Linked DNA regions of Mus musculus: regions 1, 3, 4, 5, 6 and 7 are each linked to region 2. The links are chromatin loops, found by intact Hi-C in ENCODE. Cell type or tissue: left cerebral cortex. All regions are shown on one strand. Region 1 overlaps Lhfp (lipoma HMGIC fusion partner). Region 2 holds the start of Lhfp (lipoma HMGIC fusion partner). Region 3 has its middle 85 kb from the start of Gm40048. Region 4 overlaps Lhfp (lipoma HMGIC fusion partner). Region 5 has its middle 73 kb from the start of Gm40048. Region 6 overlaps Lhfp (lipoma HMGIC fusion partner). Region 7 overlaps Lhfp (lipoma HMGIC fusion partner).

Region 1 (4,000 bases), 220 kb before region 2:
GTATGCATATGGCATGTGCGTATGACCTGTGCATATAACATGTGCATGTGGTATGTGAATATGATGTGTGCATATGTGTGCACGTACTCATGTGCTTTCAGGCTCAATCCTCATCTACAGGGAATGTCTGCAGGGTACTCATCCTGCTTCCTAAGATAATACTGTTTCTACTAGCCCTTTTGACTCCCCTAGTCCTCATCTTTTTGAAGGAGAACAAAAATGAGATCCTCGTTTGCATATATAGATTTGCTGGGTATATGATATACATTAACGGTACTCTGTGGAATAGAAACAACAATGCCCTGCAATGTTTTTAGCCTTTGGTCCATTTTCCTCCACCGTCCCTTATTCTCCATGCTTTTGACAATGACAATGTCCCCACCACCCTCCCTTCCTATAGAATGTTCCAGATTCAACCGAATTTCATCACATTAACACTGTTCTGGGTTTACAACCACTATTCCACCTTGTGAAAGTCGCTGGATGCTTCGGGCCCTCTGGTCTCCGGTGGTCTGTCCTCTCCTCAGCTCGTTCTTGACCACCTCAGTAGGGGTAGTGCTTTTGCTTCTTGCCTGAGAAGCAAGCCATCCATGTACACAGCAGCATGGCAGCCGCAGCCCCTGCCCCGGTGCAGTAGTAGGCCCAGCCGATCTCACACTTGCCTAAGGACAGAGCAAGGAGAGAGAAACAGACATAGGTGAGGATGGCTCTGAAGAGGGCTGTTCATCCTCCAGCGTGTGCACTTTGACATACCCACTAGTGACGTGGAGTCCTTGCAGAGAATGCTACCATGAGAAGGAAGGATGGAGGGATGACGTGTGCGTTCCCACAGGTCCCTGGCTCTGTGCCTCGTGCCAGCTAGGACTAAAGACTGGCTATTCCCGTTCACCCATGACTGCAGCAAAAAAGGAATAGCAACCATAAGGACAGAAGCCATGATGGTATCCGTTCTCACTTGACGCCCTAGCCCAGACTTGGGTGCATATTAAGGTATAACAGGGCAACATTTAAACTGTAGGACGAATCCTCCTGAGGAGGGGGCCCGTTTGAAGGACATCACCGAAGTAGGCACTGTGACACATGTGGAATGTGTCAAATACCCTGCACTGTGTGACCTAAACTGGGAATCAAGGCCTCCCAGATTGTACTGGGGCTGAAACCCACTGTCAGTTCAATGTCTATTTAAATGAGAACACCAAGACCAGGGTCCAAACAGGTCTTCAAGGACCAGAGTAGTAATGGTGCACTTGAAACCCTAAAAGATTAGATTTCTTTACCATATGCCCACTAGGTTGATTCTTCTCACAGTACTGGGAGGTGGGGTATAGTTGACAAAGAGACTGGAAACTGGTGACCCTTCAGTTGCCCTTCAAGCTCATATAATTATTCAGGGATGGAGGCAGGGTTCAAACCAGCAATAGAACAAAAATCCTAAATAAAAATCTCAAATAGCCTATCTGGTTTGGTGGAGTGGGTCTCCATGCTTGTGAACTTTGGTGAGAGCATCCCTTGTTTGTGAAACAGTCTGAGTACCTGGTCCAGACTCGCTCAGCTCATTAGCCTTTCTACTCCAGTCTCCATGATGCTGGGCTTAGAGGCATGAGTAGCCATGGGTGGCCATCTTGTTTTGTAGTGACATAGGAATTACTCTTTGTGTATGCACTGGACGTAAGCCCTCTGTCTCTTCCACTGGCCACTGTCCTATCTGTTCTTAGTTCTAGTTACTCCTGTTTACAGTTTTCCTTTACTTTCTGGGGGTAGGGGTGGGCGTGGGAATGGATCCCAGGGCATGCTGGGAAAATGCCTGTGTGTGAGCTGCATATTCTGAACCTAACCCTTCTTTTCTCCAATTGCATCATCTTCCAATAGCAGGCAGTTTCCTTCTCTCTTTTATTCTTGTTTACATATTGTGTTAGACACTTAGATCTGACAGGGATTGAACGTACCAACCTCAGAGAAAACCTAACTAGACATTTACAGCCGGGTGTCTAACTTGTCCCATGTACAGACCCTGCTGTGTGAGGTCCTGCCTCATCTCAGCGCTGTGGGTGGAGAACAAAGGCAAACATCTCTCTTAGAACGGAAGTTTCAAGAAGGTATGTGTGTGTGTGTGTGTGTGTGTGTGTGTGATCTTGCCATGCCTTTGTTCCCTCTCGTACCTCTCCCCGAAGTGCTTGCCCTAGCCCAGGCACTCAGTAAATCACTGCTGAATGAGAAAGCAGGGGCAAAGAAAAACAGAAAGGAAGGAAGCTGAACGGGCAGGCAGGCTCCAGAAAAGTCTGAGATTTTATTTTAAGAGTAACTCTAGTTCTGTTTTGGCACTGAACTTTAAGTGGAAATTTTCCAACCCAAGCATTTCTGCCTCCCACAGGCTGTGCCATAGTTAACAGGATAACATATTCAGAAGGATCAAATCTCCAGCTTGGGGCAGATCCCAAGGCACAGTAACCTTCCTTCGTACTGGTCAACTGGGGGAGTGAGCGATTTTCAAGGGTGACAGGATCTCTGCTGCATGACCACATTTACTGACGACCACAGGCTGCGAGTCTTGGGAGCCATTGCCCGCTGTGAGTGATTCGTTAGCCATATTAAATAAATCTAGGAGGGAGAATTAACGGGCAGCTAAGAGTAGCCAGTGGTTTAGAACCTTCCAAAGAGTCAGCAGAATGTGTAGTCTCTCTGTTCCACACAGGGCGCATAATGTGGATGGCAATCCATCGCTCATTATTAACGGATATTGACCTATGCACACTCTTATGACCTAATGCAGAAGGCAGAGTATATTAATTACTGGACACATTCTCAGGAAAGCATAGCTGGCCTGGGTAGTTAACTCGAGGATGTGCATGTGGGTGCAGGTTACATCTATTAAGGATGATGAAGGAGGTACTGAAGGGCCGATTATCACAGAGCCAGGGTGAGGGCAGGTATCATTCTAATTGTTTCCTGCAGAGGAGTCAGTGAGTTTCAACTCCAGGAACCTTTAGCTGGTAGGGAGCTGCAGCTGATGGCATCATGTACCACAGTCCCGTGGATCCCTTTGCGGGCTCTGGGCACTAGTCACCAACATCTGTTTGTATTTGACCTGTAACAATTTACACTCTACCCCCCCCACACACACACACAGGGGTCCACGGGAAACTAGATCAATGTTCCTCCACTCTGATAGCTGAGCTTGCCTCTGAAATAGCTGTCGTCAATGGGCAACTCAAAACTGGCTATCAAGGTCAACACTAGTGGCTTCTTAGCTGTTGGGAGCCGCCCTCACATTTGCCATTATAAGATGGCGCTGACAGCTGTGTTCTAAGTAGTAAACATAATCTGCACACGTGCAGGGGCAGTTTTCCCGCCATGTGTTCTACCTTTCTCGTGATGACAACTGAGCCGATGGGCTGCAGCCAATCAGGGAGTAATACGTCCTAGGCGGAGGATAATTCTCCTTAAAAGGGACGGGGTTTTGCCATTCTTTCTCTTGTTTTCTCTCTCTTCTCTTGCTTTCTTGTTCTTGTTCTTTCTCTTGCTCTGGCTCTTGCTTCTCTCTCTTGCACTCTTGCTCTCTTGCTCTCTTGCTCCTAAAGATGTAAGCAATAAAGCTTTTGCCGCAGAAGATTCTGGTTTGTTGTGTCTTTCCTGGCCGGTTGCGAGAACGTGTGTAAGACTTAGCCCTACAGGGACATGTTCTACAACCTATGGAATCTTCCAGAGCACCTGAGAATTCTGGCTGGTCCTTACATCAAACTGTCCCCCTGCTCTGTGCTTAGTTCTTCATCTCCTTTGATGTGTTCCTTCCTCCCTGCCTTCCCCAAGGTATATGTCATGTGTGTGTGTTCATGTGAATGGATACATGCATACCAGAGGCCAACCTTGACTGCTATTTTTCAGGAGGAGCTGTCTACCTTGTTTGTTGAGTCAGGCTCTCTCATTGGCCCATTGCTCACTGAGAAGGCAAGGCAGACCAGTCAGCAAGCCCCAGGATCTGCATGGTTCTCCCAGGGTAGGC
Region 2 (4,000 bases):
TCCTGTTTCCCTTCCGTCTGTCCCATCTATGCAGGCTGTCATATTTCACCAGGCCATATTGCAAATCAGACAAGTTCAGCCAGTCAGGTTGAGGGATGGAGGTGAAAAGGCCCAGTGGAAAACATATAAAGTGCAATTAGAACCATATGACCAGAGATATTGAAGCAATACTGGCTGGAAGCGCGCCAAGTGAAAGTCAGACCTCGTCTGGTGTTACTGAGACTATCCAGCGCGTTTGGGACAGCACACACCATTCTTTAAACACTGTATTCTTTTCTTTCCCCTCACAGAAAAAGTTACCAAAGAAGTTAAGATCTCATACTGTAATCAGCCTAGAACTGTATTTGTAACATAGTGAAAAAATATACTTGCCAAGATGAAATTGGGCATCTGAAACTTACTTCGAAAAGTATTATAAAATTAAACAAAGGTCAGTGTTATATCCACTGAGAGTCTTACGGGGGTTTCATCATGATCACAGTATTGAATCGGACACCTTTTGCATTTTTCTATGAAGTCTTTGCCTCTAAAGACCTCAAGTGTTTAGCAAGGCAAAAACAATCCATGGGTCTACTGTTGGACAAAAAGATGCTATGAAATACCAACTATCTCCCTAGCACATATGTTACACACAGCCCATACATGTTTGTGTCTCATAGGTTGTACCCAGCAGGCCACGGATGCATATATTTAAGGATGAACAGGCATGAAGAACCCTGACACTGTAAAAAGAATTCTGGCAAAAATCTTGGACTTTGCTGGATCTCTTACCATGGCCACTTCAGATCTATTTTTTCTTGTACTCCAAATGCCAATTACAACCAAGCATCAGAAGACAAATGAAACATAATTTTCTATACTGCTTTGAGATTCTATGGAAACAATTCAAGTTTGGCAAAGTCACTTACCCCCCAGGAACTGGATTCCCCCAGCCACTCTTCCTACAGTCCTGGAGATGAGTTCCGACACGCAGCAACCCATCAGGGCAGTGAGAGCCACCAGGAGCAACAGGCCGCAGCCAAGGCCTGTCACTATGGTACAGATCCTCCACTCGGTGCTGGGGATGCCCTGGAAGGAGGCATAGCGCCCACACTCCTCCACCATCACCATCATCTGCCGACTCTCATCGTGAACAGGATAGGAGCACCTCCGGAAAGTGCCAAAGGATACAGGCTTGCCTAGCTGAGACCCCCAGAGCCAGTATGGCATGAAGAACCCCACACAGGAGGTGGCAGCGGAAAGGAAGGAAAGCAAAGCCCAGATCACCCCAGTACAAGTCAGGCTGGACGCCATCTTCCAACAGGCAGTGCAATGAGGGTCCGCTGTGATTGCACTAAAGGTGTGAAGGAAGGCGTGTAGTCACAAGAAACTCCCAGGTAGTCCACCGCTCTTCAAGGCGTATGTAGCTACTTGCCGTAACAGAGTTTCAGTATTACCGCGATCAGCTTCTCATACTTTGGAGTGAAGATGGCTGGTGGCCCCTGGTAAAATGGAATAGGAAACAAGGAAAGCTAAGTATGTCTAGCATATTTACACGTCTCAAGAAGCTCCACGGTTTTCATTTAGGAAACTTCAAACTTCCTTCAACGCTTCAAAAGTGGGAAGAACTAATTCTCTCCATACGCATCTCTATACAAGTTTTGCCAAACTAGCTCAAAGCTTTTCCACGTCTTTATCTCCTGTAAAAATGCTCCCAAATTAACTCTGACAGCTATTTACTTAAAGAAACGAATGGCTTCTATTTGCCAAGCCAGTGAATTCATTTCACATACTCACATTAAAAGCAATGTAGCATTTTTTACTAGCAGGAGACATAATTCCGGATATTAAAATAAAATGGACCATACAGTAGTTTGTTTATTTGGCTTGCAAGTTCACACTTAGTTTCTAGCCACTCCTCGGCATCACTTGATGAGTGTGCCAACCAAGCAACATGATAGTGGGAACTTCATACAATTACAGAAGTACTGTAAATTTAACTAACAGTATTCACCACTCAGGTGTATACATTGGATATATAGTTACACACCCCCAGTTACTGTAAATTTAACTAACAGTATTCACCACTCGGGTGTATATATCGGGTGATATATAGTTACACACCCCCAGTACTCGATAACACTAAAAACGCCTTCTGTCTTAATTTTCCGGGGCAAATGTGTTCACGCCTCCTATTTTGACTCCTTGGCTTCAGTGCTTTCACCTGCTGGCCATTTCAGACCAAGCACTCACTCTTTTCCAATACCTAATGTCAAGTCAGCTATTCAAAAGGGTTCGATGAGGTGGGCTGGCTTGCACACCTGGCTACACTCTCCACAAAGAACACAGAAGAACACCCCCACCCCGTCGGGTTCCATCTGCAAACTGCTTCCAAACTCCAGTCTCCTACACTTTGCTCGCCCTCTGTTCTGGATTCTACCCAAAGGGGAGCTCCCTCTGGCTACGGTTTTTAAAATCGTGTCAGCTGTGAGCAGAGGCTGAAGTTGAGTTGGTCTGGGGGTTACCATTAAAGGTGGGGAGTGGGAAGAAAGGGACCTCTTTCTCAGCTGGAGTGAGTTACCCTAGTCCAGATGAACTTAAACCCACCATCCTCCCCCAAAACTGCTAGACGCACGCACCGCACCCTGGAGCACACAGGAACACACACAATGATCTCTGGATGCAAAGCGGCACGGGGAAGTTCTTGCAGCCGGCTCTGAGAAAGGGACGGATAAGGATGGAAAGGAAGGCAGCACCCCCCGGAGGCCGACAGGACCTCAGCTGAACTATGCCACTCGGAAAGACAGGAGGGACCCGGGCACGGGGCCCCGGGGCGCGCTACTTACCCGGTCGGGCGGCGGCCGCGGTCCCTCGCGAGTCCCGGGCGCAGCACAACTTGCTGTCTTTCCCTGGCGGGGACAGCGCGGCACCAAAGAAGACTGTCTTTCTTGCCTTTGCCACTATCCCGACGGAGATCGAGGCGAGTCTGGAGAGCTGGGGTGGAGGGTCAGGGGGACCCACCCGGAGAGCCCGCCGGCTGCGGCCGTGCGGCCCGGGAACACGGTGGATGCCGGCTCCAGCTTTGGCAGGCGAGGCACGCGCCGCCTCTTCCCCGCCCTCCCTTTGCCGCTGTCCCCTCCCCTCGGCCCCGCCGCGCAGTCCTGGACGCGCGAGAGTGGGGGCGGCAGACAGACTGAGAATCCAGGGAGAAAGTTGCTCGCCTTCCCCGCAGCTCCCCGGGGGCGCCGAGGCCACACCCGACCCCTGTTTGCTTTTCTGGGTCAAACCCTGGGGTCTGGGGCTGCAGTGTTCGCGCGGCCTTTATGAGGACCAGGATGGGAAGTAGCCTCAGAGATGGGGAGAGCGATGTCTATGAGCTTTAAGGGGCTCTTGAGAAGTGGTCACTTTGGAGGGCAGAGAGCATGACGGGTGTGGACATAGGAAAGAGAAGGCTGGGCACGCCATGCGAGGCTGCTGGATTCCGTGGGGGCAAAGCCAGAAAGAAAGAAGGCAGGCTACTCCCCTGCCAGCCTCTCCCAACAGCTGCAAACCTTTGGGAACTTCTTTCAAGACATTTCTCTTCCTCTTTTTCCTCTTCCTCTTTCCTGGGTTTCCCCCCACTCCCTTACCTCCCCTCTCACCCTCTCTCCTCTTTCTGCTACCCTCCTTTCTCCTCCCGTCCCCTTCCCTGCCTCTTACCCACTCCACTCCCCAACCCATGATCAGCTTTAACATCTATCTACACAACCTTTGAATTTCCTTTCTGAAATCTGCTCCTTTTGATTTCTTCTCAGGCCCTGCCCAGTTCTGACTTGCCATCAGCCTTTTTAACCCTTCGGAAGCCAGAGCCGTATTCTGTGGGTGACTGACTGACCTCTGGAGTCTCCACAGAGGACAGTTATTTTAGGAAGCTGCCATCTGGGACCAGCAACTTTTGAAGTACATACTTGCCTAGATGCAGTTTTTGTGATGTGCCTTTTTCAAAGCAGCTGGAAGTAATAACTGGGTAGGAATATATTTC
Region 3 (4,000 bases), 270 kb before region 2:
CTGAGCCAAATGGAACTCAGTGCATCACCACCATCCTTAGAACATCCATAGGAGGGTTCTGTGTGTCAGCCCCAGAAGAGGGATTCCGCTGGTCTGAGGTAAGGCCATGGAATCTTTAAACAAAGTGTCATGGTCAACATCTGCGGGCCTCGGGAAGAAGTAGATGCCAGATTTGGTCGATTTGGGAGGAGTTTTGGTACTCCATGCTGGGGCAGCTGAAAGGAAAAATGAGGTATTGGTACCTTTAACAAGTCAATTAACCCTGTTCCCCACACCCATTTCCCACTGATTTATCTTTTCAAATATATACATGACATTTCTTTATAAGACGGATGTGGGCAGATAGAAGCTGACGGCCTACAGAATACTCAGAGCTGTCTGTAGTCTTCCTTCTTTTCTAGATTGGATTCTTGAAAACTGCTTGCTTCTAATCCACTTGGGCAGTGACTCATTTATAATAGACACTTTCCTCTTTTCTGGAAAATAGGAAAAAATGTGATGATTGGGCCAGAGAGATGGCTGGGTTGTTGAGTGCTCACTTCCTTTGCAAGAGCAAAGACCAGGTCTTGAGTCCCCAGAATCCATGTACAACATGTGGGTATACCTGGTCAGAGTACAGAGAGTAAGGGTCTGTGGAATGCTAAGCCACAAATGGGACATGTGTATTGTATCATTAACTTGCAGTAGTGCAGTGGTTCTCATCCCTGTGGGTCATCACCCCTTTGAGGGGTCATATCAGCTATTTACATCATGATTCATAACAGTAGCAAAACTACAGTTATGAAGTAGCAACAAAAATAGCTTTACGGTTAGGGGTCACCACAACAGGAGGTGTTAAAGGGTTTACAGTATTTAGGAAGGCTGAGAACACCATAGTAGAGGGATGTAGAAAGATCATGAGTTAAAGGTGATGGGGGGTGAGGGGGATACTATGCTCATAGTCTCATGAACTCACAGCGGCTGTGGTTTTCTCAGCAAGGCTTGCACTAGATCAGTAGCCCCATCAGTAGCTGAGGCAGTCAATGCCAGGTGGATAATCCCACACACCTGTGCATATACAAAGCACAATTAGAGTCAGTGGATTTTTTTTTAACTGTAATGAGAATATGAAGTAGGAAAGAGAGTGTGGGTGTTTGGAAGCAGTTGTAGGGGAGGAGAATGGATATAATAATACAATGCATATATGTATAAAGTGCTCAAATAACTAAAGTATGTATTTTTAAAACCTAGCCATGGTGACATCACTATAGTCCCAATTCTGGAAATATGGAAGTCAAGTGAATTCTTGGAGCTTGCTGGCCTGTCAGCATAGCCTTCTTGGTGAGCTTCAGGCCATAGAGAGACCTTGTCTCAAAAATAGATGGTTCCTGAAGAATAACACCCAGGATTGACCCATGGCCCCCATATCAGATATATTCTCATGCATGCACACTTGCGCATATATGTACAAGCACACACATGAAAACAAGAGTAATTATCGAGAGTGGTCTTCTTGCTGGCCATGCTGTTTTCTGGGTGCTCAGAGAGCAGTATCAGTCATCATGCCTTGACATGGTCTGTGGCAGATGGTACCCATTTAAGCTTCCAAGCCAGACAGTAATTGCTCCTGACTCCAGATGGGACATGGAACTTATTTCTAAATGCATACATATCTCTGTGGCCTGCATATGTATGAGACTCCTGTGATTTAACTTGCTTTATACATTATAGAACACAAAATGCTCCATTTTCATGTTATACAGGTGATTCTGATAAGAAAGTAATAATATTTCAAACAAGAAATTGAGTCTGTGTGTTTTAGCGATAAAGAAAGAAAGGGAGAGTAAAAGGAAGAGGGACAGAAGGGAGGAAGGGTGAGGGGAGGGGGTGGGGGAAGAGGAGGAGGAGGAGGAGGAGGAGGAGGAGGAGAAGGAGGAGGGAGAAGAATGACCACTGAATTAGAGTAGAAAGAAAATCCTGAAGCGGTCTTTGGGTAATGTGTGCTAATACTGCAGTCTGAAAACTCAGTTGAATTAAACACCTAATCTGCATATTTGCATTTGGAAATGTTTCTATTGGCATTCATGTCTTGGCAAGCGCTAATCTTCTCTCAGTAGCAAGATTTTATCATCTGCAGCTCCAAGAAAAAAGAGCCAAACACACGTGACTGGAAATCCCTTCTTAGAGGCACCCAACTGTAACCATCCACAAAATTGTGTAAGATTACCCAGAAATAATCATTATTGCCGTTTCAGATTTGACCTCTTAGCTTTTCATTTATTTCTATTTTCAGTGTGTTGAATTCAAGAAAAAGGGATCTGGAGACAAAGACTATATTAACTTTTACTGAAGGAATGTTTATTAGAAGACGCTTCATCCCAGGCCTCTGGATTTCTGTGTATTTCATGAGCAGCAGTACTGGCTTCTTTTATTCTGAATTATATTTTCAAGTTATTGATAGAGCAGCACCGTGGAAGCTAGAGATGCTATCTCTACCCATGGCAAAAGGTAGATTTATTGTCTGATATAATAGAATAACATGTTATGATTTTGTCCTTGTAATATCTTCTCATAGCCTATATCCTGAAGGCTTGGCCACTCATCTGTGGCACTCTGGGAGATGGTAACGTCCTTAAGAGGTAGGAACTAGTGGAGAAAACTTTGGTCCATATCCTTGTGGAAGGGAGATTAGATCACCTGGGGCATGACCCTTTCAGGGATCCTGGGAAGCCCGCTGTATCCTTTCTCTTTCCTGCTTCCTGGATGACATCAGTTCGTGAGCAGCTTTGTCCCACGCTGTCCTTACACGGTGTGATTCTGCCTCACCACAAGCTTAGGGACCACGGGACCTGGTAATCAAAAGACAAAATAGTAGAGCACACAACACAAAAGAAGCTTTCTTCTTTTAGGGCGATTTATGTCCAACATTATTTTACCGCACCCACAGAAAGCTGACTATCAGGAAACATTACCTTCCAGGACAATGGTCCATTACCTAGGTCGAGGGCCCCTCACCTCAACATATCTCTCTTGTATAATGCGACTCATGCATCTAAGTGCCACTGGCTCTGTGCATCACCTTGTGATGAATGGAACTCAATCGATGCAAACCCGATAGTATTTTGCCACGCGATGTACAATCAATCGCTCTTTACCTTTGACGCAGGGCTCTCCTCCTTTTTCCAGTATTCATAAAGCTAAGGTGGATTAGATTAGTTTGCCAGCTGGCATATAGAAGAGAATCTTAGAACCTCTGTAGTACCGGGCATCATAGCAGTGGAGATGGAATGCCATAGACATGATTTCTGGAAGGAGTGATGGAGATTTACTGGGCCAGTCCAAAGGATTGCGGGAATCTATAGAGAATATTTTGACTAGTGCAGTCAAAAGATAGACGGGTGCTTCTCAATCTTATCATTTGTTAATGAGGTCACCCTCAATAATAATTAAAAATTAATTAAAAATCGGCATGGTGGTAAAATGAGGAACAATTTGTATTTGAAAGCTTGGTACTCTGTAGGTGGCGCTGTTGGTGGTGCTGTAGGTGGCGCTGTTTGGGGAGGTACAAACAACTTAGGATGTGAGGCCTTTCAGGAGGGGGGGGGGTGTCAGTGGGGGTAGGTCTTTAGGATTTACCTCACTACTAGTTCAGTCTCTGCTTCCTGTGAGTGTGGCATAGATATGATCTCTCAGCTTTCTTCTGCCACAATGCCTTCCTTGCCATTATGAACATCTAGTTCTCTGAAACCATCAACCCCCGAAGCACTTTCTTCTGTAAGTTGATTTTGGCCATGGTGTTTTATAACAGCCACAGAAAAGTAAGTCATACCGCTAACGGGGACAGTTAAGCATTGTTGTTTATTATTCTGTTCAAGTTTTAGCATCAAAATTTTACTGACTTCATAAAACAACCTGGGATGTATTCCATTCCTTTCTTCCCTCTGGAAAACTTTGTATAAATTTCAAATATTTAAAAGATTTATGAAGCTGCATATATCTAGAATTTTCATTGAGGGAAATT
Region 4 (4,000 bases), 120 kb before region 2:
GACATCATGGAGGCAAAAAGAATTCTGCCATAGAGTCAGGAGCAGAAAGATCTACCCTGGAAGATGTTGGAGACAGATGCAAGGTACCTGCACATAGATAACCAACCACATGGCAAAAATGTAGATTAAAATAAATGGGTTGTCTTGAGTTATGATCTAGTCAGAAGAGAGCCTAGCTCTATGGCCAAGGTATTTGTAAATATATTTTGAGTCTGAGTCTTATTTCTGGGAGCATGAAACCGGGAGGCAGAACCAGGACTAACTTCTACAAGGTAGAGACATACAGACAGAAAGACAGACTGAAAGACAGAGAGGATGTGAGAGAGCCATGATGTCAGGAGAGACCTTTTAAAGAGTGTGAGTGTTACAGCTCCTAGGGACTGTGGAAATGTGCTGCACCTGGCAGTGCCAGGTGATGATGTGTCCGGTCCCTGAAGGGCACACTGGTGGAGTGCCTGATTTCTAAGAAGAAGAATGGGGCTGTCTCCTGAGTGTTTTTATGTTGGAGGTGTGGTGCCAATGAATTATACTAAGAGATGTTTTGAGTTCTTTGTTTTGGTTTTTCAAGACAGAGTTTCTCTGCATAGCTCTGATTGTCCTGGAACTCACTCCACAGACCAGGCTGACCTCAAACTCAGAGATCCTCCTGCTTCTGCTTCCGGTGTGCTGGGATTGAAGGTGTGTCCCACCACCCCCCAGCAAGATGATCATCTTTTTAAAGGAGTGTGCCTTAAAACATGCAAATTGGGTTACTGGAAATATTGCTCTGAGGAGGATTACCAGTGAGAGAAGGCTGACAAAAAAACCCTGCTGCTCTCCACCCTCCAGGCTTCTTCAGGTATGGCTTAGGGTTTTACTGCTGTGAACAGACACCATGACCAAGGCAACTCTTATAAGGACAACATCTAATTGGGGTTGGCTTACAGGTTCAGATGTTCAGTCCATTATCATCAAGGCAGAACATGGCAGCATCCAGGCAGGTATTGTGCAGCAGCTGGGAGTTCTACATCTTCATCTAAAGGCTGCTAGCAGAATACTGGCTTCCAGGCAGCTAGGATGAGGGTCTTACGGCCCATACCCACAGTGATACACCTACTCCAACATGGCCACACTTTCTAATAGTGCCACTCCCTGGGCCAAGTTTGTACAAAGCATCACAAGGTGCTTCCTCCTCTCTTGTGATACCATTCGCCACCAGACCTTCCCCTGAGGTCAGATGAATAATGGCATAAATCTTGGACTTCCAATCTCTGAAACTGAGCTAAATGAGTCTCCCTCAGGCACTGTGTTCCAGCAACCAGGGGAAAACCAAACCAAACCAAGGCCCAACAGCTTGAGAAGCCAAAATAAAATCTACTTAGAAACCTGCTGCTGGAGCATTTCCCCTTTGCAAAGTCTCAGCCCTACATCCAATGGTACACAATCTTTCCTAAGCTTACTACAAGCACTTGCCAGGAGTTCCTTACTGCCTTTTAGAGTTAGACACCACACAGCAGACAGCTTTGCAATGGGAAACGAAGCCACATGATTATTCCCTAGGTGACTAAGTCAGCAGCACCCATCTCAGCGCACAGCTTGACAGAGGTGGCTCTGTCTGTGAGTCTCCTGCCTCAGTCAAATGTACCGTGGGAGGAGTGTGTTATTCAGTTCTCTGTGTCTTAGAGCAGAACCTCAGCAGCTTATCCCTTCTCCCTTTTTATCTTTCTCTTCAGAAAGACTGGGGGTTGGGGAAGGCAGTATCTTAACACCATCTTTGCAAGGAGAAGAGGTGGTCCAACCTTTAGATACATGTCCCCAAAGGCTTATTTATCTACACTAACTGTTAAGCTAGGCCCTGAGCCTCCAAAGCACCATTCCCTTAGCAGGGCTGCTTTTAGACTCTGCTACAATCCCTATGCTTTGGTGACTGGCTGTTGTTTGATGTGCATGCTCCTCCATGTTCCGTATCGTGTCTCTGGGAATGTTTAGCAAATCCCAAATGTTTGGCTTTTGCTCTCAGCCACGTAGTTGTCAAATGTTTTAATGTCACAACCCTCTCTGTAAATTAACATTCCTGAATTCTACCATCCTAAGACTTCTAGGGAAAGCGAACAAGCCTTTATTAGGCAACAAATAAATGTGACACACTGTGCTATGGACTTTCTGTTTATGGCCTCTATGAAATGGAGAGTAGATATTGCTGTCAATGGTTTATATATAAAGAGACAAGTTCAGATGAGCCACAGGGTAGCTCTATAGATGCAGTCTTTCTCCACATCACCCACAAGAAAAAAAAAAAAAAACAAAACAAACCCCAACAGATTCCATCATTATTATCAGCTCACAGCAATAGAATATCAAGAGTGATGGGCTGTAATGATTCTGGTTATAGCAACAGCACACAGTCCGTCAGCACATGCTCACTGCAGTTCACCCACTGATGAATCTGACCAAGAAATTAGAACCTCGCATGACCCCAGTCTTCTCTAGCATCATGCCTATAACCATCTCCCAACTATAAAATCCCACCTTTCACTGTGAATTTACATACTTTCACAACTGGGTTGGAAACAGGCACAGCTGAGCTAAGGGATAAAATTCCATAGAAAGTGCTCAGTGGCGAGCTTGGTACAGGACTCAGTAAGAAGAGTAGTCAGCATGGCAGAAACATAGCCTGTATAAAATGCTCTAATCTCTCCAAATCGCATAGTGACACATTGCATAGCTACATTTATTGGGTAGGGATAAAGGTCACCCTTCATGTTACCTTAACCTCTGTGTAATGGCTGTGGTAGCCCATGAATCAAGTCCCCACGTGGTAGAGAGCCTCCCTGCTGCTGGGTAAATGTCTAAATATTTCTGTTAGGAAGTGTCGACCAAGCAAGTCAGAATTGAGAAGGGCAAGGAGGCGTGGATGCTCACAGTTCTTCCCTGTAGGGATTCTCTTGCAGCAATTGGTGTGGTCCATTGTGCTATACCCAGACTGTATGTAAATTAGCAGATCCTGTTATGGATTGTAGATATTTGACACTTTGTGTCTAATCTTATCCACCTAACCTGTAAGCTCTCATCATCTCCAGATATGCAACCTGAGACAGCATCATCTGCTGATGCCGATTAAAAGCAAAGGCCTTCATTTTGATGAGGAAACTCTGATGGTACTGGCAAGGCTCTGCCAGAAGTGGTGCTCGTAGCTCACCCACTACATACACTCCATGGAGTACAACCCACCAGGGACTGAGAGAGCCATGAGCTAAGCAGATGCCCAGAGAGGCAAGGTTTCCATTGGACCTGGGACCTGTGCTTCCTTTTATGAGTTCAAAGATGAAACAGATCACAAATTTGGACTCAAAGGAATTAACGCAGTTAAAAAGTCTCCGGTTTCAACACAGACAAACCAGCGAGAAAAGGCTGTTGCGGCAAGTGGGAAGCGCTATTTTAGTGTCAATTAGCTCTGTCCAGTGATAACCCTGATATATATCAGCAAATTGACAGGTTGATGCTGGGAAATGGGTTCATATAAACTCACAAAGGTTAATCACCATTCCATATTTGCCCTACCCACACCCATGAGATAAAAATAGCTATCTGGAGACGGAAGCTAAGTGAAGCTGAAGGTAAACTCATAATCATAATGGTTGCTAAGGCCTACAAGTATCGAATTTAGAGTGATCTATAGACATTGATTCTATGTGAGAGAATGTAATTAGAAATGTAGATTAAGACTAAGCTGCTATCATATATAAAATACATATAATTTATATATGCACAAGCTGATTTTTTTCCATGACGCCTGTTAACTAATAAAGGTATAACATTTGACAAGCCCAATAAATCAATAGATAAATTCAACTACCAGGTAAAATACACATCTTCTGTCAGACCTCAGGTGTTTTTCAAAATTATTTTTATGAATATAGATGTTTTGTCTGCATGGATATCTGTGTACATGGATGTATGTGCACACTTGGTGCCCCTGGAGGCCAGAAGGTAGAGTTAGATACCCTGGAACTGAAGTTAT
Region 5 (4,000 bases), 280 kb before region 2:
AGCGTTCAGTGTCCTTGTAATCTCTCTGTCATCACCAGTCCAATCGCATCCTTCTTGTAACAAAAGCATGTAGAGAAATTAGATTTAAAAAGATGGTTGACCAACTTTAGTTGTACGTAGTATGCAACCCATAGCGTCAATTTCTTACTGAATGGCTGAAAATGAATATTAAAATGTGCTGGGAGTCCATTCTGCTGAGAGCACACTTACAATGCGCCCGCTGTGAAGTAGAGAGGAATATTGTGCACCGTTCTGAGCCTGTACACCAAGGAGCCAGAAAGGGAGAGGGTGCTACCGCGAGGGGAGGGGAAAGCAGTTCTCACGATTCCCACTGTCTTCACACACAATCTATGTCTGCTGACTCAGCAGTTCCGAGACACAAAAGCCCCAACGTGCCTCCGTGCTGATCTTAGCAGTAAAAATCTTTACTTATTTATAAGTACACGTCGCACTTCTATTTTCATCTAAGGATCCCGAATAGCTTCCTGGGCAGAGAGGCGTGAATAATCCCACTTTACATGATTGGGTCAAGGTTTGCCAGAGCCATCATCGCTCCCTATGCATTTTCAAGTTAATTTTTTTTTCTGCCATGGAAAAGTACATCTTGAAAAGAATTTTTCTTGAAAGGGACTGAGCACACAGAATCTCTGCCCTGCTTTTTTCCCTGTGTAACTCACAGACTTTTAACAGTATAGGCACTAGTCCAGAGTGGGTATGCTAATGCAGCCCGACCTCTGAAGGGGCATTTCCTTTATTCCTTGTACTGGATGTTTTATAAAACAGAGTATCCTGGCATGATTTTGTACCAAATGTACTGAGCTGATGAAACTGGACGGCATTTCCTCTTTTCTTTTCAAATAGACTTCAGCTAGCCAGCAAGGAGACTGTATATGCCTGTGGAGACAGACTTCAGAATGCATTGCTTACCTTCTGTAAGGCTTTTTATTTCCATGACAGAATATCTGGCGGAACAACTTACAAGAAAAGGGAGATTTATTTGGGCTCCTGTTTTCAGAACCATCAGCCCATAGTCCTTGGCTCTGTTGTGTTTGGACCAAAACATCATAGTACCAGGAACATGTGGCCAAGCTCCTGGTTTCATGGTGAACAGAAAATGGAGGGAGAAAATGCCCGTGCCAGCTAACATCCCTTTCCTGCCTTTTATTCCACTGAGGGACCTATACCATGAGTGGGTTCTGCTTTCATTCAGAGTGGGTTTACTCTCTATTTTGTAGTGAGGTTCACTCTCATAGACATGCCCCTGCGCCCCTGCGCCCCTGCGCCCCTGCGCCCCTGCGCCCCTGCGCCCCTGCGCCCCTGCGCCCCTGCGCCCCTACGCCCCTGCACCCCTGCGCCCCTGCGCCCCTGCACTGTGCTTTACTCATCCGGGTACCCCTCAGTCTGATCAAGCAGACAGGACTGGGTACCCGCCCTCACGTACTAAGAGCAGCTGATCAGAGGGGAATGCTTTGGGTGTGCACAGGCGCAGAGAAGGTAGGCAAGGGAAACTTCTTAGCAATGACAAGAAATTGACATCAAAGGAAGATTGTGCCTATCAGCTTTTCTTTTTTGTAACAGAGAGCTGGGATAAACAGTTTGTGAGGGGTAAAGTCTCTTTTGGATAACAGGCCACAGTCAGCCCATTCCTCTTGGGTCTGTGGTAAGGCAGTGCACCATGGCATAAGCACCTGGTAGAGGCCTCCTCTGGTGGCCAGAAGACAGAGAGGCTAGGAGAAAAGAGAGAGTCACTCCACCCCAGAGGGTCTGTGTCTCTGATTTTGGAGAGGAGAAAAAAAAGTTTAGGGGAGAGAAGTGTGGTTTCTCACTGAGAAATGACACATCATTTGCTAATGCTAAGATACACTCGGAAGTTCATGATCTCATTTGCCTTAGAACCAAGGTGAGGTCAAATATTCCAGCCACGGCAACACACACTGTGTAAGGTCCATCACGGTTCATGCACCTTTTAAACTTTTTATTTCATGTCGTTCAAGCACTAGTGGCATTGAGCTGATAGGTGTCTGTTTCGAGCTCCCTGATTTTCTGATGCCTCATTCAACAGCTGAGTTAATGAATTTTTTTTTCCTAAGCAACTGTATGAGACAGCAAGAAGATCTTAGAGACAGAACTGGGTCTGGTGACTGCTGCTGCTGAGCTGTGCTTCTTTTATGACTCATATAAAGTCATCAAGTCACACATAATATGGAGAAGCCAGATAATACACGTGAAAGCATTTGTATCAACTGTCAAGCAAAAAACAATTCTCTGCTTACATCAAGGGTTATTTTAATTAACATTAAACTGATCCTGGCACTGAGCTGGAAGCTTACTTAATAAGTCAAATATATATAAATAATATAAATATATTCACACATATGAATATATTTATATATATTTGACTTATATATAATACAAATTAGAGTATTCTTAGTTATAATAGTAGCCCACAACAGTAAGGGCAGAGTCAGACACTGATCAACTTTTAATCTTCCTAGAGTAGGCATGCTGCTGAGAGTATGGCAAATTTGGCCACTGTACAAAATGCTTCCTTTCAAAGGGTGAACTCTTCAGAATGAAAAATGTGAAACTCCATACACACATACTGGTATCTTTAAAGGGGCATCTGGCCCTCATAAATTAATTAAAAAACAAAACAAAACAAAACACGAGTATTAAACAAGAGAGGCAAGAAAGCAGGTCCTCTTCACAAGGAGAGTGAAGTTGAAGGAACCAATCCTGACAGGGAAGCCTGCATGCCTGGTAGCCAATGGGAGCTGGAGACCCTGCTCCTCTTCTGCAGTCATCAGAACAGTTCACCAAGGAAGCTCTCCACCCTTTCTCTGCTTCATAGGCAGAGAGTGTGGAGGAAGGGCAAGGCACAACCGTGTTCCCTACAAACCACTCTGTTCGTTTGGTCTAACTCTCAACTCTGTATGTGGAAGGGACCACCAGTCTATCAGAACATGTCTGTTCTCATCTATTCAAAAAGTTTATTTACTGTTTGTATTTCATGTGTATGAGTGTTTACATACCTGTATATGTGTATAATATATGAGTATGAATATGTATGTGTATATGTATATATGTATCAGATGCATGAATGCCCATGTTTGCTAGAAGAGGTCAGATTCCCTGGAGCTAGAGTTACAGATGGCTGTGAACTGCTCTACATGGGTGCTGGGAACTGAATCCTGCTTCTCTGTAAGAGCAGTCAGTGTTCTTAACTGTTGAACAACCTCTTCGACCCCTGCTGGTTTCATCTTTAGGGCATTTTTCCATTAAAAGCAAACAAAACAAAACAAAACACTGTGTCTCTTATATAGTACCTGTAATCTTGTATTAGTGATAAAAATCTAACACTAGTGTCATGGCCATTGGGGGATCCTTTTACAAGTGCTTGAGGCCCAAAGTTCAATATCCAAGGGCTAAGAGGGCTGGTTTCTCCTGTGGCCATTTCTATAGGCTTGTAGATGGCCGTCTCCTGTGTGTCCATATGGTCCTTCTTTAGTACCTGTTTCTTTCCTAATCTTTTCTTATGAAGACAAGAGTCCTGTAGAGTTAGGACCCAATCTAATGACTTCATTAACTCAATTACCATTTCTCAACATAATATCATATTCTGAGGTATTAGGAACTCAATGTTAATGTATCAATTGAAGAAGTGGAATTCAATTTGGCCCATAATTGTTATAATGTCCTGGATTTTAATATAACCTGCTTTTTATAATTTCACATTTCCAAGGACAATTTACTGTGAAATCCTTTTGCAGGTTGGTGTTTAAAGTCATCACAGTCCAACATTAAATCACCTTGCCCTGAGGTCTTAGAATTTTAAAGTTCAACCTGTACCCTTGTGGGCTCTCAGAGACTGAACCACCAACCAAAAAGCATATACAGGCTGGACCAAAGCTCCCTGCATATATGTATCAATTGTGCAGCTCAGTCTTGGTGTGGGTTCCCTAACAATTGTAGCGGGGGCTACCCCTAAATCTGTTGCCTG
Region 6 (4,000 bases), 180 kb before region 2:
TGCAGGTGACACTTGTCAGGCAAGCCAAGGCATCAGCTTCCCAGCCCTGGGCTACAAGCACTTCAGCTCCATCAGCCACCTCTCCAGGGGCTACAAAATGAGGGAAGAGCGTTGCCTTGGGCATCGGCAGGGATCGAATAAGATGGTGTTGGTGAAGAAGTGGCACAGTCCTTGATCACGAGAGTCAGTGAGTGGTCTCAATTGGAAACTGTCAGTCTGTCCTGCAGACAGGAGAGTGTGGTGAGTGTGCTGTCATATATATACGGGCAGGATGCTGGTAGTGTCCTTTTCTTTCTCTCTTCTTACAAGAAAGAATAGAGAAGGCCTGAGCAGGATTATCCCTACCACGGTGAGCACCGGACACTTGCTCTCCAAGTCACATCAGTCGCACACACTGATGCCTTTCCGGCTTGCTCATTTTCTATTTTTCTTGCTACTGTTTTATGTCTAGAGGAGGCGTCGTTTATACCAGTCAAATAGAGCCAGAACTGATGAGGTGAAGCACGCGGAGCTATCTAGGTGCCACCCACCACCGCGATGACCAGAAGTAAGGGTAGTGTACAGCTATGGCTTGACACATTTGGTTCTTGGCTTTTACTGTAAGGTTTCTGGACCATGTTCACCAAAGAGACAGTTATTTCCACTGACCCAATGGTGTCCCATTGTATCAGGAGTAAAATCAAAGTTACAGGAGTTTCAGATTTCCAGTGTGTTGTACAGAGCAATACATGTGAGGACCAGCTTCCCGGGTTAGGGGCACTTGTTAAAATGCAACTTCTGGTCTGCTGCTCTGGAACAGATCCTGATGAGGCCACTGGCTAGGACCCACAGAAAGCAGCAAGGGCTTTGTAAAGTGCTTTCTGCCAGATTTAGATACCACCCTAGTTAGATATGTGACCATGAGCCTTTGGCCTCTCTTGAGCTCAGATCTTCTTGCACAAAGTACACCTAATAATTTCTGTCCCTTAGCATGGTGCCTAAATCTGCATCATTGTCATTAGCCATACATTCAGGGCTTATGACTGGAGCATTGGGAGCATGGCATACAATAACAGCTTAGGATGGCAGTGGATTGTGTCGGGGGCTATAACAATCATGCTATTGCAGGAGAAACACAAGGACTTCAGTTGGTACCGGTTGATTTTAGAGTCTCTATTAGTGGCTACAGGTGCTCATGAGTGGATGATCACATAAACAATACTGTAATCTCATCAAAAGCAAAGATACTTTACTGCTTGTTCATGGCTTCACAATAGAAACCTTTTTCTAGAGCCAACCACAGATCTGTGGCTGGGAATTGTTACATCCCCCTCTAACTTGATAGGAGAAAGTTTCAACTCTTAGAGGAGCTGATAGAAATGGACAGCCAACATCTGCTCACTGACCATAGTGGGTCTAAGGTCAGCAGGGCTTTAGAACTGGTTTATCCGTTTGCTTATCGCTGACCTGCCCATTTTCCCATTTCTCTATGGATCTGGAAATCCATCCTTTTGTGGGGGCCACATAGGGGAAAGAGTATTTGTTAAGGAAGTATGGAGCCTCAACTAATATAATTCTTGTCATCTCTCATACACTGCCCTCTTGCAGTATGCAAAATGTTTGCCATTATCCATCCATTATTCTCTATCCTTTGGCCCAGAAGGCACTGAAACTGGGACCCATCAACTTTGGAAAATGATTTATGCACAAATCTCAAGAAAGGGCACTTCTAATCCTTTCACAGTTCCCAAACGACTCTCCTGCACATTAAAATAGAAACGCCTTGCCTTGGCTCTCCGACCCAGAAATCCCAAAGGGAGCTCACAAGACACTTCAGAAAGCCCAGAGTGACAGTGGAGTTCACTTTTAAGTAAAAGTCTCCTTCCTTCAGGATCCCTGTGTGCAAAATGAATTACTCTTAAAATGATTTTAAAAAGTCAAACAACCATCACAATTAAGCATGCAAGTTAAAAAAAAAAAAAGCAGGGCTAGGCTCCAACAATACCCTTTCAGAAATTAAACAAAAATAAAAAGCTGAACTCTTAAGTACACTGCAAACTCTGGCTCCTTCTCTCCTTGCTTGGAAAATGCAGTATTGGTTCCAACAGTACTCCAGTAAGTGTGTGCCCAACCGCAGAAAAATGTTCCAGTGGAAAACTGTTGGGATGAGGGCTTTGGAGCCTGGCAGCCTTGCATTCAAATATTTGCTCTGCTGCTTCTTAGATACTGGCCTTGCAAGTCTTAAACTAGAGCTCTAGAAGTTTCTTCATAAAATGGACATACAATGGACTGCCTCTTACAGAGTCATCGTGAGGGTTAGATAAAACATGTCTAAAGCCCCGGGACAGACTAAGACATGCAGCTCCCACCTCGTGATAGTCTGACGAAGTGGAAGGAACGTTATACGGAGCGTTTATCTGTAGAACAGTAGTTATACAACAGGGACGCGCTCTACCTTCAGGGCACGTTGTTTTATAGAACAGATTTGCAAAATTCTGGGATTCGAGGGCAGATATCTGGCCTCAAAGACAGCACAACCCAGCATCCTGAAATCAAATGCTCTCCCCAGCCACCTCCCAGCCTGCCAGGCACCCAGATCTTTGCTTTGATTCCTGATAAACAACCAGTTCAGTTTCCTTCACAGGGCCCTGTTCTGAGCGTGGGAAGCACTTTGATGCCCTCATCATGAATCTTCCCAGGATCCCTGGGCTAACTGACACCAGGGACCTCAGTGGTGAGATCAAGGGCCAATCAGACTGACTCTGGAGAACAGGTTTTTGTCACATTGCCTCTTGCAAGAACTGGGGCAGATTTAGGAGTTGTGTCCTGTTTAAATGGAGATAGGCAGAAGACCTAGAAGCTCTAAGCAGAACACACCAAGTACCTTGTCTTGATAATACACAGAGGACCCAAGGACTGGTGACCCCTGGGAAGCGCTGGCGACTTGGGCACCAGAGAGATTTGAGTAGCCAAGTTCCATGGGGAGAAAAGAGAAGTGGGAATGTGCATACCTAGATTGACCCTGATGTAGCTGCAGAAAGCATTACTGCATCAGTTACTACTCAGAATGAGTGAAGGAGGAGGATAGCCAGTCCTTGAGCCTCAGAATACTGTCTGTGCTATTGTGAATAAGGCTACCTGGACGACTTGTAGCTGGTGTGACATCAAAGGAATGTACATGATAGCACAGCACATAATTGATGTGCGGTAGCTGGTGGTCCAGCATGTTTGCACAAAGCATCTCTCAGTACAGGCACATGGGGAGAGGACCAACCAGAGGCGAAAACCACATCCCTTTCCAGGATCATTGGTTTTCAGTGATAGTGACTGACCCCTGGGCTTTGTGCATGCCACACAGTGTTTTACTAATCTCCTCTCCCTAGTATTATTACTTTTTTGTGCATGCCACACAGTGTTTTACCAATCTCCTCTCCCTAGTATTATTACTTTTTTTTTTTTTTCCAAGACAGGGTTTCTCTATAGCCCTGGCTGTCCTGGAACTCACTCTGTAGACCAGGCTGGCCTGGAACTCAGAAATTCACCTGCTTCTGCCTCCCGAGTGCTGGGATTAAAGGCGTGCGCCACCACGCCCGGCTCCTCTCCCTAGTATTGCTATCCTAACAGCATGAAATTACTGAAGACAGCAGAGAACCAAAGTAGAAGAATCTACTCAAGCAGTGGCAGATGGCTGAGACACTCACTCAGGTGGTCTGGTAGTCTGGATTCAACTGCAGGGGCTTATTTCAGTTTTGACATAATCAAAATGCTGAGCCTGAAGAAGAAAACACTCGCCTCACTAACAACCTGAACCCACACGGCAAGTGCCAGAACGTTACAGCCTTCAGGTCTTGATCAGGTTCATTTTCTCCACCAATTAAAGAATTAAAAGGCAGGAAAAAAAGTCTCAGATGTAGCAGGAAGAAACAGCTAACAAACCTTATTACATTAATATCCATAACTCCATTATATATATATATATATATATAATATATATATATATATTATATATATAATATATATA
Region 7 (4,000 bases), 210 kb before region 2:
CACTGTTTATAGAATATTTTCAGGAGCAAATCTCAATAAGAAAATGAGCTATAGATGCATATACACATATATGCACTACAGATGCATATACACATATATGAGCTATAGATGCATATACACATATATCCTCAAATGAGGGCAAGGTTCATGCTTTCGAGTCTATGGAGAAAGAAATTGATAAGCAACATGACTGGGGGACAGCTGGGGGACAGGTCCATCACTAAAGTGCTGCCACACACACACACACACACACACCAGACTGAACTCCACCCCCCAGGACACAGGGAAAGCTGAGCATAGCATTTGTATTTATAACGCCAGGCTTGGGGTCAGAGAGCGGGAGTATAGACAGGCAGCTCACTGCAACTCACTGCCCAGCTCACACTGAATGTACAACACACACATATGCACACACATATGCACACACATATGCACACACATGCACACACACTCACATACATGCACATACATGCACGTGTGTGCACACACAACATGTAAATAAACATGGATACATGCAAAATGAAAAACTGACATAATGACCACTCCTTATCTGAAGTGGGGGTGTGTGTCAAATTCAGGGATGTGTGCCTGTTACCCAAGTATTGTACAAATTTAGCAACAGCTATACTCCACAGATCTTTTTTTAATTCTAAAAATTTCTGAATCAAAATTATTGATCTTCCCTTACATTCCACTGGCACGTGTGGCAGTGTAGGGGAGTAGCCACGGGCAGCTCCGTGGTCCAAGCACTCTGACATGCATCCTGTCTAAGGGACTCACAGCTAACTACATCCAACTGAGCTGACAGCTGACAAATTAAATCACCTGAGACAAAGAAGACATCTTAGCTTTATTCCTGTAATCTCATTGTGAAGTGACAGGTCAATTAGACCCGTGTGCAGGCTCTCCGTACCCAGGTAGGAGGGAACACGGTCTAATCCAGCCCCCTGGGAGAAGCCACCAAGTGTGCCTGGGCAGCACCTGGGGGTACACGTGGCCCATTTTCCTCACCAAATGCCTCTAGTCTGGCAAAATGAAGTCGATTTATACTCCACGTGGGAAACATTGCTTTCCAGAGAATGAAAGGCATTTTTTCCGAGCTGATATAGTTGAAAGACAAGGAACCCATGAGCCCCACACAGAATGACTATAGGGCTTTTATATGTAACTAAAATGGTCCCCAGGCAGTGGTGGCAAATGCTTCAGGCAAAACAGGAAGGCAGCAGGGATGAGGGTGGACGCTGTGACGGGATTAAGTCTGAACACAACAGAGCCTCCTTTAAATTCCAAACCTGCCCAGAACCAGAGCACCCTTCCTCTATTTCTGAGACCTTTGCCTTTTTCCTCTCATTTCTGCCACGAAGTGAGCATATCACAGAGCCACAGACTTCAGCACTAAAGGCATTCTTGAAAAGGAAGGCACAGGTCAAGTCTGACAATCTTATTTTGTAAAGAGTCAGACAGTAAAAAATTTTAGTTCAAAGGCAACCACTGATACCAAGTATGTCAGTGAGCATTGCTGCCTGCCCATAAAATGTAATTTACAGAAGTGTAGAGAGCAGATGTGGCCCATAGCTTGCTAGCCCTGTATCTAGGCCACTTTTTGTGTTTTAATCACGAGGATAGGTATCCAGGACACTGGTGACTTTCCCAGGTCTCTCAAAAGTGCTCTCCTCAGCATGTCACTACACTCGGCGGCTGGCTTTGTTTATGATATATAACATCCCGATTCCCACACTAAAGCAAGCTAGTGTCTCTGCTAATTGCAGAGAAACACTTAAACTTGACTATTCACCTACACAGTATATGCAACCGTGACTACGTGCTGTATCAGCTACTACTTCTTGCCTAGGACAAACCTTCTGAAGAGGCAATCTAAGGAAGGGTGGATTCCTTTGGGCTCCCGGTTTCTGGGGCTTTTAGTCCATTGGATGGAGAAGGTGTGGCTGAGCAGTTCTTTGTCATAGTGAGCCTAAGGCAAAGGCGCTCAAGGGGGACAGAACAGGAAGGCAAGAGAGTCAAACTAGAACTAGTGTATAGGGCTGTACCTTCAAAGGTTGCCTTCAGCAACCTACCCCATGCTAGCTAGCCAGAAGGTCACTTAACCTCTCAAAACAGCATGCCTTCTAAGAATGCGTGTCCCAACATATGAGCCTCTGTATGTGTGTGTATATGTGTGTGCACATGCACACACACGTGCATGTGTCAGAAGGAGCATTAAACAGAACCACAACATTGGACTTCATTAAAAAAGTATTTATTTTAATTTTTTGTGTGTGGGAGTACATATGTGCACCACATGCAATGCCAACAGAGGCCAGAAGGGGGCATTGGATCTCATAGAACTCCGAGCTGAGGACTGAACCTGGGCCCTGTGAAAGAACCTTAGGTGTTCTTATCCACTGACACTTCTTGTCAGCCCTTTAAAGAATGAATGCCTTCATTCTTTAAAGTAATTTCACATGCTCAAAGCAAATAAGTATAAGTTGGGGGTGGGGCTATAAATAAACCACCACCATCTTTCATCATCAAACTAGGTCATCTGGACATCGTGTCTGACCTTGGTATCTACGGATTTTTGAAACATAGATTTGATTTAACTGAAAATCAAGGTACTCCTTACCTGCAATGTGGTATCTGCAGTGAACATGTGTGTACACTGTTTCTGCCCTTATCCCCTCATAGCGTACTAGCAGGGTTATTACATTGGAGCAGGTATTGTAAGTCAACTGGAGAGGAAATTAAATGCACAGGAAACTGTAGGGAGGCTACATGAGGATGCTACACCAATTTCAATAAGGAATGTGAACATTCTCTGAGATTAGTGTCTGCAAGGGTCCTGGAATCATTGCCATTGAATGCTAAAGATGGCTGCATGTACTTCATGTCAATGTAAATTGCTTATTAGGCTTATTTACCAAGCAATTAGCTATGATGGGGGTTATAGGCAGGAGTGTGGGAGGGCTTAAAAAAGCCCCACTGGAGATGATAACACCTCCTTAGCTGAGGGAATGAAAATTCCTGGCAAAAAGCTCTTTCTGCAAAGACGGATTGACTAATCAGCGCTGCAGTGGTGTGGAACGGTGTGGAATGTGGCAGGACCAGAAGCTGGCTACCTTATCTTGGGCTAGCTTTAGCCCCTTGAGAAGCCGTTCCTTGCCTACCTCTGTGTTGGAACTAATATCCATAGATTCACCTTTCTAGAATCTATTAACTTAGCAGATAACTAACTTCCACCAACTCAAAAGCTACCAGTGATGTCAGATAGCACCTGAGGTCTATAGCAGGGCTTCCTCCATCTCGCTTTAGCCTCCTTTCTGATGTATCCATTGCTGTATTTTAAAATTGCCTTATAACAATTCTGTGGTATGCAGCTATTATTTTTTAAAAATAACTTTATGAAACTGCTTCCGTGTGGAAATATAGGAACCTGAGATGACCTCGCTGCGTATTTTCTAGGCCTTGGTCACTCAAATTTGGCTCTAGAATAAATTCTCACTCCCTTTGATGCGAAGAGTTGTGTTTGTTGAACTGACAGCTGCAGAGCTCGGTTCTTCGCAGCCAATAGATTTCTATCCTCTCCCTGAGGCCCTGTGCATGTAGGGAAGGGTTGCACACAGCTGGTTTGGAGGAATGACTCATCCTCTGGTAACAGTGTGATGAGCCTCTTCAGGGAGGCAATATGGACAGTCAAGACCCTAGACCTCCTGCTCTTTTTGTTCTACGTTATCTTCTTGTCATACATGACTGTCTCCTGGGCCAAATGCCCAGGTTTTCATGAATTTAGCTGTGCCAGGTTCCACATATCAGCACAGCTGGGTGTCTTGAGTGTCTGCATTGCCTCCTTGAGGCGGCTCATCTCACTGTTACCAGAGTGAGTCACTCCTCCAAACCAGCTGTGTGCAATCCTTCCCTACGTACACATGGCCTCAGGGAGGGGATAGAAATCTATTGGCAGGGAAGGACCGAGCTGGGGATCCTAGTTAGGAAGGGTACTCAG

Evidence for each region. A loop is a pair of places that touch in the nucleus more often than their neighbours do. Peaks named below come from ENCODE experiments on the same cell type or tissue, not always from the same donor. Only the 100,000 strongest peaks of a DNase experiment are listed, where the experiment ranks them.
Region 1: a loop joins it to region 2, with 2.9 times the contacts of the local background. A loop is called at or near these places in 21 of 42 quality-filtered maps.
Region 3: it touches region 2 in a loop (2.6-fold over the local background); 13 of 42 quality-filtered maps call a loop at or near these places.
Region 4: a loop joins it to region 2, with 4 times the contacts of the local background. A loop is called at or near these places in 9 of 42 quality-filtered maps.
Region 5: a loop joins it to region 2, with 2.8 times the contacts of the local background. A loop is called at or near these places in 15 of 42 quality-filtered maps.
Region 6: a loop joins it to region 2, with 2.7 times the contacts of the local background. A loop is called at or near these places in 10 of 42 quality-filtered maps.
Region 7: a loop joins it to region 2, with 3 times the contacts of the local background. A loop is called at or near these places in 28 of 42 quality-filtered maps.

The regions. Positions count from the first base shown.
Region 1 is chr3:53,257,153-53,261,152 of GRCm38, reverse strand. Lhfp (lipoma HMGIC fusion partner) reads right to left here. Exons shown (of 4, transcript NM_175386.3): 4 at 1-662. The coding sequence ends at 544. Among named protein-coding and RNA genes, the nearest start is that of Gm40048, 140 kb to the left of the region's middle. In left cerebral cortex, a CTCF peak has its summit at 2,388; a DNase peak (open chromatin) is centred at 2,323.
Region 2 is chr3:53,040,600-53,044,599 of GRCm38, reverse strand. Lhfp (lipoma HMGIC fusion partner) reads right to left here and starts at 3,053. Exons shown (of 4, transcript NM_175386.3): 1 at 2,826-3,053; 2 at 909-1,481. The coding sequence starts at 1,293. In left cerebral cortex, a CTCF peak has its summit at 2,430; DNase peaks (open chromatin) are centred at 2,436, 2,709, 3,037, 3,820 and 1 more place; H3K4me3 peaks cover 3,536 bases; H3K27ac peaks cover 1,159 bases.
Region 3 is chr3:53,308,361-53,312,360 of GRCm38, reverse strand. No RefSeq gene overlaps it. Among named protein-coding and RNA genes, the nearest start is that of Gm40048, 85 kb to the left of the region's middle. In left cerebral cortex, a CTCF peak has its summit at 3,500; DNase peaks (open chromatin) are centred at 370, 1,118, 1,532 and 2,109; H3K27ac peaks cover 316 bases.
Region 4 is chr3:53,159,716-53,163,715 of GRCm38, reverse strand. The region is part of intron 2 of Lhfp (lipoma HMGIC fusion partner); the gene reads right to left. Among named protein-coding and RNA genes, the nearest start is that of C130075A20Rik, 70 kb to the right of the region's middle. In left cerebral cortex, no CTCF peak of the experiment used is centred here; a DNase peak (open chromatin) is centred at 1,533; H3K27ac peaks cover 801 bases.
Region 5 is chr3:53,320,926-53,324,925 of GRCm38, reverse strand. No RefSeq gene overlaps it. Among named protein-coding and RNA genes, the nearest start is that of Gm40048, 73 kb to the left of the region's middle. In left cerebral cortex, no CTCF peak of the experiment used is centred here; DNase peaks (open chromatin) are centred at 361 and 2,136.
Region 6 is chr3:53,219,837-53,223,836 of GRCm38, reverse strand. All of the region lies in intron 2 of Lhfp (lipoma HMGIC fusion partner), which reads right to left. Among named protein-coding and RNA genes, the nearest start is that of C130075A20Rik, 130 kb to the right of the region's middle. In left cerebral cortex, no CTCF peak of the experiment used is centred here; a DNase peak (open chromatin) is centred at 2,135.
Region 7 is chr3:53,245,622-53,249,621 of GRCm38, reverse strand. All of the region lies in intron 3 of Lhfp (lipoma HMGIC fusion partner), which reads right to left. Among named protein-coding and RNA genes, the nearest start is that of Gm40048, 150 kb to the left of the region's middle. In left cerebral cortex, a CTCF peak has its summit at 2,309 (motif pointing right); DNase peaks (open chromatin) are centred at 2,319, 3,665 and 3,853.